Linked DNA regions of Homo sapiens: region 2 is linked to region 1. The links are chromatin loops, found by intact Hi-C in ENCODE. Cell type or tissue: PC-3. All regions are shown on one strand.

What was found. A loop is a pair of places that touch in the nucleus more often than their neighbours do. Peaks named below come from ENCODE experiments on the same cell type or tissue, not always from the same donor. Only the 100,000 strongest peaks of a DNase experiment are listed, where the experiment ranks them.
Region 2: a loop joins it to region 1, with 6 times the contacts of the local background. A loop is called at or near these places in 16 of 110 quality-filtered maps.

What each region holds. Positions count from the first base shown.
Region 1 is chr2:121,354,203-121,359,202 of GRCh38, forward strand. All of the region lies in intron 38 of CLASP1 (cytoplasmic linker associated protein 1), which reads right to left. Among named protein-coding and RNA genes, the nearest start is that of TFCP2L1, 72 kb to the left of the region's middle. In PC-3, CTCF peaks have their summits at 2,051 (motif pointing left) and 2,259; a DNase peak (open chromatin) is centred at 2,049; H3K4me3 peaks cover 368 bases; H3K27ac peaks cover 2,478 bases.
Region 2 is chr2:121,126,023-121,131,022 of GRCh38, forward strand. No RefSeq gene overlaps it. Among named protein-coding and RNA genes, the nearest start is that of TFCP2L1, 160 kb to the right of the region's middle. In PC-3, a CTCF peak has its summit at 2,935; a DNase peak (open chromatin) is centred at 2,929; H3K27me3 peaks cover 403 bases.

The DNA.
Region 1 (5,000 bases):
AAATGATCAACTTGGGCTGTAGAAAAATCTACTGTACCAGGCCCAGAGAGTCCCATTCCAGGTGACACACTGGAAAAGCAACAGACTAGTTCTTTGGAAAAGAGACTTCAGCTCAGGTTTTTCCAGTCACCAATTGTCTGAGGAGGACCGGCATGTTTCTTGGAAGAGCTCTGTCAGGTAATGGGTTACCTCAGACGGGGCGCTTTTCTTCCTCCTCCATTTGTGCAGGTCTCAGAGTCTGTGTGTGTTTGGGAAAGCCAAGCACGTGGCTGTGTACCTATGTGGCTGAGTTACACACAGCTGAGTGGATGGTGAAAAGTGGAAGGAGACAGTCCCTCTCTTATCTAATCTGGCCTAGCAATGAAACCATGCTCAGAAACTGCTGGCTTTCTAGTGCAAGAAATTACTGCCCAAGTATCATAACACACCAGCCTGAAAGCTAAGGAACTTTTAGGCCTCTGTTTTCAAAACCTGGAGAAAGAAACAAAAGGTCAGAAAACACCGGATTCTGTAGCGTATCAAAATTAGAAAGCACTGATGCACAGGAGTCAATATCTGAGGTCCCCTGGGAGGTGGGAAGCAGCTCAGTGGGTGGAAAGAACACGGCTCTGGAGACAGGATTCAAGAGTCAGCAGCATTGCTTTCCAGGCTTGACAGGAGCAAGCTAAGGCCTCCTGGTGCTCTTCGGGGTTGCAACGAGGATTAGTGAGGCCAGGTAACTGATTGCCGGGTTCGTGGTGAGAACTCGTGGTTTTCCTTCTCTCCTCCCCATCTCCTGCACTCTATTGCCCTTCAGGTTAAAGTGAATTATCCTACAGAGAGCTGCTGGGAAAAAAGGCTGTTTCAGATCTGCTGAGCTGAAACCCAAACCCAAGGAGCCCTTCATCTTACAAAAATCCAGGAATTCTGGATGTGGCCTGCATGAAGCATTTGGTGAAATGTATCTATTATTTTATTTTATTTTGAGACAGAGTCTTGCTCTGTTGCCCAGGCTGGAGTGCAGTGGCGCCATCTTGGTGGGTTCAAGCGATTCTCCTGCCTCAGCCTCCGAGTAGCTGGGACTACAGGCGCACACCACCACGCCTAGCTAATTTTTTTGTATTTTTAGTAGAGACAGGGTTTCACCAAGTTGGCCAGGCTGGTCTCAAACTCCTGACCTCAAGTGATCTGCCCACCTCGGCCTCCCAAAGTGTTGGGATTACCGGTGTGAGCCACCACGCCCGGATGATCAAATGTATCTAATGTGGATGAGGGCTTTGGTTCTAAAATGTCTGAAAATAAAATGTCAGAAGCTGCACATTAAGATGGGTAGTTTGAGGCCCTCTTTTTCACTGGGGTTAGAGAAAGTTTCCCAAGACAGACGCTGGTTTTGGCAAGGGAGGTAGGTGTTCTCAACTTCCCTCTATATGCCAAACCCCTGGCTTTGGCAAGCTGCCTGAATCAGGGTGAACTTCAGGTTTTGCCCCTGTGTTCTATGTAACATAAGAAGCAAAGATTATAAATGTAAGCAAACAGAGAGCAAAAGTCAACATGGGCAGCAGAAACAAAGGAAGACAACACCACTTAGTACACAAGGTGGCCAGAAGTGGCAAGGATTTAGAAAGGGGTGAGGGACTATTCAAAGAGGACAGGATCAAAAAGACTTCTGGGTTATAATCTGCCTTGAAGTCATCAAAAACTATTCCAATTCTGCTACAGTCTCATTAGAAACACAGCACTCCTTCACCTTTCAAAGTCAGTGAAGTAATAGTGTCTAGCTAAGAAAAGCGTAATTTTCACATCTAGCTTTTTAAAATTGGATCATTACTCAGAATACTGGTGAATGTTTGCTTAAAGGTTTCTTTTAGCACAAAGTTTTCAAAATTTGGATTGCATGTTTTTTAGGTTCACAAGGTTTGATCTGGCTCTGTCACAGACACACCAGAATAACTGGTTGAGTCAAAAAAAAAAAGCAAAGGTCCAGGAACAACAGTGGCTGGAATCAAAGAACTCTTCATAGCAGCGTCTTGAGCTTAGCTACTCAATCGTGTGGAAGCTAAGGAAGAGTTTAGCGCCACCTTCTGGGAAAGGCCAGAAAGACCTTAAAAAATTGGATTGACCCTGAGTTTAAGTATCCACCAGTAGACTGGGGAAAAACGACCAATGCCCCAGATTGGCACTGACATGGTCCTGGGATTTACAACGGAGTGCCAGCATGGCCCTGAACCTGGGACGAGAGTCCTCACTTAGCTAGGCTCAGTACCAGAGGGAGGGGAGAAGAAAAGTTCCAGGCTATAAGTCTGGAGACCTGAGTTTTGGCTCTGGTTCTGGCATCAACTAGCCAAGCGAGCTTGGGGTAAATTTCTTCACTTTCTATGCCTCGGTTTTCCTCATCAGTAAAACGAAAGGGAGAATCTGAATCAATTATTTTAAAAGTATTTCAGATTATAAAATCTTATCATCCAACTCTACCTGATGAGTCTTTTCCCCTGAAAAATGTGCATGCACAAAATTCCAGGAAGCTTTGAAGATCTTGAGAAGTAGTGTCTGTATGAAATGACCTCTAACAAGACAGTCATCACATCCTTGCCTGGAAAAGGAGATTCAGGGCAACACAATGGATATCTTCAAATGTGGTCAGGTTCTTAGGTGGGAGATTTATTCTGTTCTACTCTAAGGGGTAGAACTAGGGCCAACAGGGACAAATGATGAGAAGGAGTGGAAAGAGGGGCTGGGAGCCCAGGAGGTGGTGTGTCCTGCTGTCCTGGAGATGCTGCAGAGGCTGGGCTGGCCTCTCAGGAGGTGCTCAGCATCAGATGGGAAGCTGGGCAGCACGTTTAAGGCTTCTCTTTGGCATTCTAATTCCGGTATCCATCTCTAAAAACCCATGGCATTTCCTAGCCTAACGCTGACAATGTACCGGCTACCCCAGCACAAATATAGACGGATTCCAAACAAAGCAGTAGTCAAAAAATACAAGTCGTATTTTTGACTGGTGTTTTAGAGTTTACTCAATTGCATTTAATAGCTTCTTCGGTGTATTTAGAGAAATGCAGTTATATCTGCTTTATGTAGAATTTTAAAAACTTGACAACAATTCTATTCAAAATCAGTCTACTTTCTTCAATGGAAGAGTATAAAAAGGATACTATCTTCAATTTTCAACAATGTCAACCACCTTACCTCACTTGACTTTAATGCTAGCCTCTCAGCGCAGGGTATAAAACACCTGCCCCCCACCTCCCACCCAGCATACAAGTGCTTTAGATATCCAGAGTGTCTATGACTTGTCCACAATCACAGCCCCCGAGCTGGCAAAAGCAGCATGTGAACCCAGGCCTTCAAACCCCAAACTCAAAGGTTTTGACATTAAGTTATGGCTCTTTCTGAAGCTACAAGAACTAAAGGGCAGGTGTCACATCTGGCTCCTTGAGAGTCAGTTCATCAGCGAGGCAGAACTACTCCCCTACCTATGAATAACAGCAGGAGCAGCCGCCACCACAGCTGCCACTCAGAAATAGACACTGTGCCTGGCACTTTACAAGCCTGTGAGGTGGGCTATGTTTCTCCACTCGACACAGAGAATATGAGGGCTCACAAAATGGTAAGTCTCCTGCCATCTTGGCTCAGCAGGGTTCAACCCAGGAGTGTCTTCCAAGCCCATGCCCCCTCCCTTGGCCACATGGCCTTGGCTCCTAGCTAAAGTTCTCTCCCTATGTGCTCCTTTTCAGCCCATCTCAGGTTCTAACTCCCTAAGGAACTCTTCCTTGACTATTCTAGCCCACTCCTAAACTCCTGGTGTATTTCACTTTGAACCACACGACTCTGCTTTAACCTCAACTAAACCGTAAGGACCTTGAAGACTACAGTACACCACTACCCATCAATCATCAAACATTTATTGGAGTTTGTGCTGTTAGTATGACTGCTGGCTCAGTAACTTGGAATCTCTCAATGAAGCTAAACAGGTTTTGGGGTTTTGTCTTTTTATTAAAAAGCAAAAACCTACAAAGGAAATGGGGCTTCTGGTCATATCCCAAGGTTGGGCCTAGGGAAAACTGAAAATTTAGAATTTGAGGATTTTGGTTTGCTACTCAACAGCAACCTGTATTATCTTGAGGCTGGATGAAACACAGATAATCACCTAGTCCACTTGATAGGGTAAGAGATAAGGAAAAACCAAAGTACAGAGGGGTAAAGGCATTTCTCCAGAGTTCATGCAGTATATTATTTCCCAGTGCCCATTGATACAAATGACTGCTGCCCTGAGAGGCACCTAAGGGCCATTCCTGAGCGCAGGGGGTCTGGCTGAGATGAGGTCAGCTAGTGATTCTAACTGGTATTTGATCACATATCTTCTCTGGCACACTGGTGCTTCTCTCTGACTATGGCATTTGTCTAAAGGACTGCATGAGATACCATGCTGGCTGGGCGAATCAGAAACCAGACAAGTTCCCAGGAAGTTCTCTTTCTTTTATAAATAACTTTGGTCTGATTTTGCCATTTTAATTCTTTAAAGTCATAAAATAAAAAGTTAACTAGAAATGATTTAAAAATAAAACCCCTGAAGACATACTACTGGTGGTTTTATATTTATCTAAGAATCAAACTTCCCAAAACAAGCCAAACCACTTGAAGCTGGATTCTGGTGCCTTAAACACCACGACCTTTGTGTGTGTAGCAAGAAATGTTTGGTGATCCAGCACAGTGACATGAATGATGCTAATATTTTCCTCTTTTAACAGACAAGTGTAACTGGATATTCACTAATGTGGCAAAGTTCAGAATAAGCTAAGTCTAATGATCAGAAAACCTCAATTACAGAATATCTTCAAAAAACAGTTGGGCTTCTTTCAAGTTTAAATAAAACATTTACTGTGAACTTCAACATTATGGGTACTATATGCACATCACACTGACTGGCAGCAACAAATATTCTTGCATTAAGTGTGCATACAATGATTTATAATTAGTATATCAACTATTTCCTGAGAAATGGGCACTTTTGAAATGAATAAGGA
Region 2 (5,000 bases), 230 kb before region 1:
TCCATCTCAAAAAAAAAAAAAAAAAAAAAGGAGATGGGCTTTGTGGCCAACAGAGTTGAGATCAAATTCTGGCTCTACCACTTCGTGGGTTTGTGACATTGCAAATTACTTAGCACCTGTGACGCCCAGTGTCTGCAAAACGGGAATAATGGTCAGACCTGTTGGTGCAGGCTGCCACATCAATGAGTCTCGGGGTGATTACGCCCAGGGAAAGAAGGCAGGCAAAAAAAGAATAACTACAGTATTGATTCTCTACCTGGACCCATTACCAATTAATGCAATGGAAAAAGTCACACACATCTGATTTTGCATCCTGTGTGACTTTGGGCAAGTGTTCCCAAGGGCAGAGCAATCACACTGGGAGAAGGCAGGTCAGCAGTTGTGGAGGATAGGGGTAAGGTGTGAGGATGAATGAAAGGATGACAAAGGGCCACTTGGAAGCTTCTGGAGGTGAGAGACATGTTCATTATCTTAACTGTGATGATGGTTCCATGGGAGTATATGGATGTTAAAAATTAAGTAGTACACTTTAAATCTGTGCAGCTTATTGTATGTCAATTATATTCCAGTAGAGCAGTTTTAAAAGAGAAATCCCCTTAATTCTAAAATGTTTTAAAATTCAGCGCCTTCTTCCTGAGGACTGTGTCACAGGTTGAAGTGACTATGTTGAGCGCCTTGTTGGTGTCTGGATGTAGCACATTTCGTGACGGTTAGATCCTTCCCCATCCTTAGGTGATCAAGTTGATTATTGCCCGATGCATTTGTTGAAAGCACATCTAGTGAGTTCCAACAAGGTGACGGACATGTACTGAGTGCTGGGGCCAGAAGAGCTAAGTCCTGCCCTCCAGGAGCTTCATGCCAAGGGGCCAGGAAAGACCTCCAAGCAGGGACCACATAGCGTGGTTAGGCCTGTCTGGAGAGGAGCCCAGGGCAGCCCCCTGAAGAGGCCAGGGGGCCCAGAACCCCAGCTGGCAATGATCAGTTTCTTCTGTTCAGACTCCTCTGTCAGGACCCACTGCTCACCCAGTCTGGTGGACCTTGTTGGCCACCGGAAGAAGGGCAGGCTTTGGGGCACACTGCCGGCACTTCCTGACTGTTCATATGTACCTGAGTTTGGCGAACCTTGGGCTTTTCAACCTTTAATGCATGTATAAGCAAGTATTGCCTTCAGATTTGGGTTGCTGTTTTTCTGGTTTTCTTTTTAGTTTTGATTCCTTTTTAGCCAATTAGTCCTTTTCTGAGCTATAATAGCAAAAAAATTCAAAACAAAAATGTCCAGCAATATGGATTTTGTTTAATAAATTAGACTGAGCTTCAAAACAGCAGGTAGGATGTTCTGGGGTGGTGTGGTGATGTGTGTGTGCATGCACACTCAGGAGCCATGAGGTGTGAATAATAATTTCTCTTTTGTACTCTTTTGCTAGTTGACATTTTCTATGCTTGGAAATGATCATGTACCACTCTAGTATTAAGAGGAAAATACTGAAATAAATCACACACAGAAAGAAGTCCATGGAACCATATCTGTCCACCCCCAGCTCAGATCACCATCATCTCCTCCATGACCTGCTGCTGCCCTGGCCTCCCAAATGCACCCCCTCCTACCCCCTATCTCTAGGCCTGTTCTGTACCCCGAGAGATCTTCACAAAATGCAAATCTGATCACATCCGTCTTCTGCTTTAACGCTCTCTTCTGGCTCCTCTGGCCGCAGAAGAGTCTCCTCCATTTGTGTGGTAGACCAAGCCCTATGGACCATCCCTTCCCATGTCCAAGCTCAGACCTCACAGCTCCCCTGAAACCAGGCTCTGCCTGGAACATCCCAGCCTCTTTCTGCCATATGTGTTGAGTGCTGAGGACATTTGGGGTTTGCTCTGCTGGAGCTGTTTTCCTGACCTCGCCCTCCCTCTGTTCTCAGCAACCAGTTCCTTGCCCTGCAGCTCTGAGTCGAGGTCACTTTCCTTTGGCGAAGCTGCCCCTTCTGTCCTGGGTGCGCCCATGGCCACCATAGCCCATCCACCTGAGTGTGCGACCTCTACCTGTACTTCCTGCCTCCTTGCCTGGTGCCTCCACTGGCCTGGGAGGGTCTCACTCGTCCTTCCACATGCTGCTGCCTAGGGGATGGGGCTTATTCACTGCTGTCTCCCTGCACCAAGCACAGCTCCTGAACTAGAGAAGGTGGCCAACAAGGTGCTCCTGGGGAATGAATGAATAAGGAACCCCTAAGAATGCATTCGTGTGAATCCTACTCCAATCAAGTCCTCTGCTTTGAAGAGTTGTTTTTGTTTTTTATTCTGTTTAACTCTTTAATCCCCTGGTGATATTGCCCTCTCCTAAACTTCTGTAGGATCTGCTGAGATACTGCTTATTTGACCCTTTCCCTATACAGGTGATTTTAAAAAGCTGTGTGAGCAAGAAAGTAAATGAATGGGGGAGAAGGAGAAATGAAAATTTAAGCTGAAAACAGGGCACAGTCAATACATAAAAACATGCATTATAATGCTAGAAGTGGGCTACTTATGTGATCCTGAGCTTCCTACTGGTCAAAGAGGGAAAATGGCCAGCCTCAGGGTGCTCAGATTCTATAAGATATAAACAAGCCAGTTATTTCAAAACATAGACTTTCCTGAATCTGAAATCTGAAAGTAATTTCTCTTGTGGTTTCAAATAAAGGTGGTCTAATGGGATGAGGGACAATGTCTTGACCACATGGTGAATTTCTGTAGCTCCTTCTTAAATAGCATCTTCAAAGCACTTGGTTGGCATTGTGGCAAAATGTAGCAGCAAACTCACCCATCCAGGCAGGGGTCAGTCTAGGCAATACTGGCTTATCAGAAACAAGGTGTGGTAAAAGCAATGAGCTCACAGACCCATACGGAAGCTCCTTCTCAAAGAAAATCCAGGAAGTTGCTGACAGCAACGATGACAGGCGCCGCTGGAGGCAGTATTGCCCATCTCTAGAGGGGAGATGCCTGGGAGGAAGGGCAGTAGGCATTTGGATGAGAAGGTTCTATTGTGTTTATTTTCTTAAAGGAAGGTCTTAGTTTATGATGCTGTGTCTTGTGTCTGGGCAGGTGCCTGTTCTGCAAGTACAGAATTCCAGCACTGCAACTTTGCGGCTTGGGCAAGCTACATTGCCACTATGAACCTCAGTCTCCTCCTCTGGAATAGAGACTGGTAAAAATTCTCGCTATACAGGTTGGCTGGGAAATGCTAAGTCTTACCCTCATGAAAAGACAAGAAATTGCAACATGAATCTGATGGTGAAACCCTGGCGCATGTCTCTGGCATGGACATGGGATGCTCTCTCTGAACCAGCATCCCAAGCGCAGTCCCCATGATTCTTCAAGCCCTCCTGGGCCCCAGGTAGGAAACCAGACATGCAGGCTTCCCTGAGCAGGTCAGGGGCCTGCCTGCCTTGACTGGCAAGCCTGGAAAGGAATTTTAATCGAAGTTCATTAACATTTTTCTCCTACTTCTTGAGGATTTGCTGTGTGAGTTTAGAGGAATGTTATCTCTGATAAGATGAAGACAGGGCCTGTGGACAACAGCTCCCTTGCTCTCAGGGATCCCCTGTTAGATGCTAAGCATGTACAACCCCCGCCCCTCCGCCGCCACCAGCTAGTCCCTGCACCCACTTTCTGGCCCAAGCTATTGGGGCTGTTAGTTCAGGCCTCCTAAGAGCTGTCCCCTTGGCACTTCTGTGAGCTAGAAGGGTGGGAACCGCAGTGCTGGATCTGTCTGCAGCCGCCTGTGGCTATGGAGCCACATTTGTTCAACTCCTGATCCATCTGCTAGCAGTGAACCTGCTGGACACCACCTGGGCACTTATTCAGGGTCACAGCCCCGTGAGGTCAGCACTGTGCTTTCCTGGATTTTTCAGAGGAGGGAACTGGGGCCTGTCTGTGGCCCAGACCTCAAGCCCAGCAGGTGACTGGAGGCCCCGCTGGCACAGCCACTCATCCTCATGCTGGCAGCCGTGGGGTGGCCTGTGGGGTACACTCACATGGGCACAGATGGGTCACAGCCATCAAGCAGATGAGCTGGCACTCGAGCCCAGAGCTCAGGCCCTGTGCCTCCAGGCTGCTGGGCTGTGTCTAGAGCTGCACCAGCCAGTGTGGCAGCTGCTAGACTACACACTAGCCCTATTCCCAGCCCTCTGTAGCCACATCTGGCTACCATGTCCTACAGTGCAGATGTAGAACATGTATGCCCATGATGGCAGGAAGTTCCAGTGCACAGTGCTGAGTAGAGTGCCTTTCCACTTGTTGGGGGAGGTTGGGGGAGGATAAGGGGCTTGGTGACCAAGGTATCGGGGGTAGGGAGTGGCACACACCTGTGGATGCATCACCAGGTCAAGGCTGCTGGACCCTGGGCCTATCTGGACCTACCCAGCCTGCCTCAGCCTTGCTCCCCTGAGCCAGGATCACCCCCAAAGCCCTGTGCTTGCCCCCTGCCCTCAGGAAGGTTGGGGTTGAGCAACTGCTTCCAGTGATACAAGGTCAGCAGTTTCTAGCCAAGCAGGTCTGGGCTGGCCCTCCTGTTTGCAGAGCTTAGCACCCCTGTGGTCCCATGGCCAGCTGGGCCTTCACCCTCCAGATGCAATCAGGCACCGCGGCCCAGCGCCCTGACTCCATCTGCACATTTGGGACCCTCCTCCCACCTCTCAGCCAGAGACAGGCAGCTGATAATGAGGACAGATCACAGAGAGCCTGGCAGAGCCCCCTGCTTCTGTCAGGGATGGCCCTGGTCATGGCTTTCATCTTCCACAAGCATGTGTGTATGCATGTGTATGTGTGTGTGTGTGTGTGTGTGTGTGTGTCTGTGTATGTCTATGTCTATGTTTGTGTGTGCATGTGTCTGCGTGTATCTCTGTGCATATGCATATGTGTGAGTGTTCCTGTGTGCATGTGTGTGTGTGCATGTGTGTCTCTGTGCCTGTCCTGGGCAGGGTTTGTGGGCTGAGGACACTCTCTCTCATTCCCCTTCAGTATGTGTTACG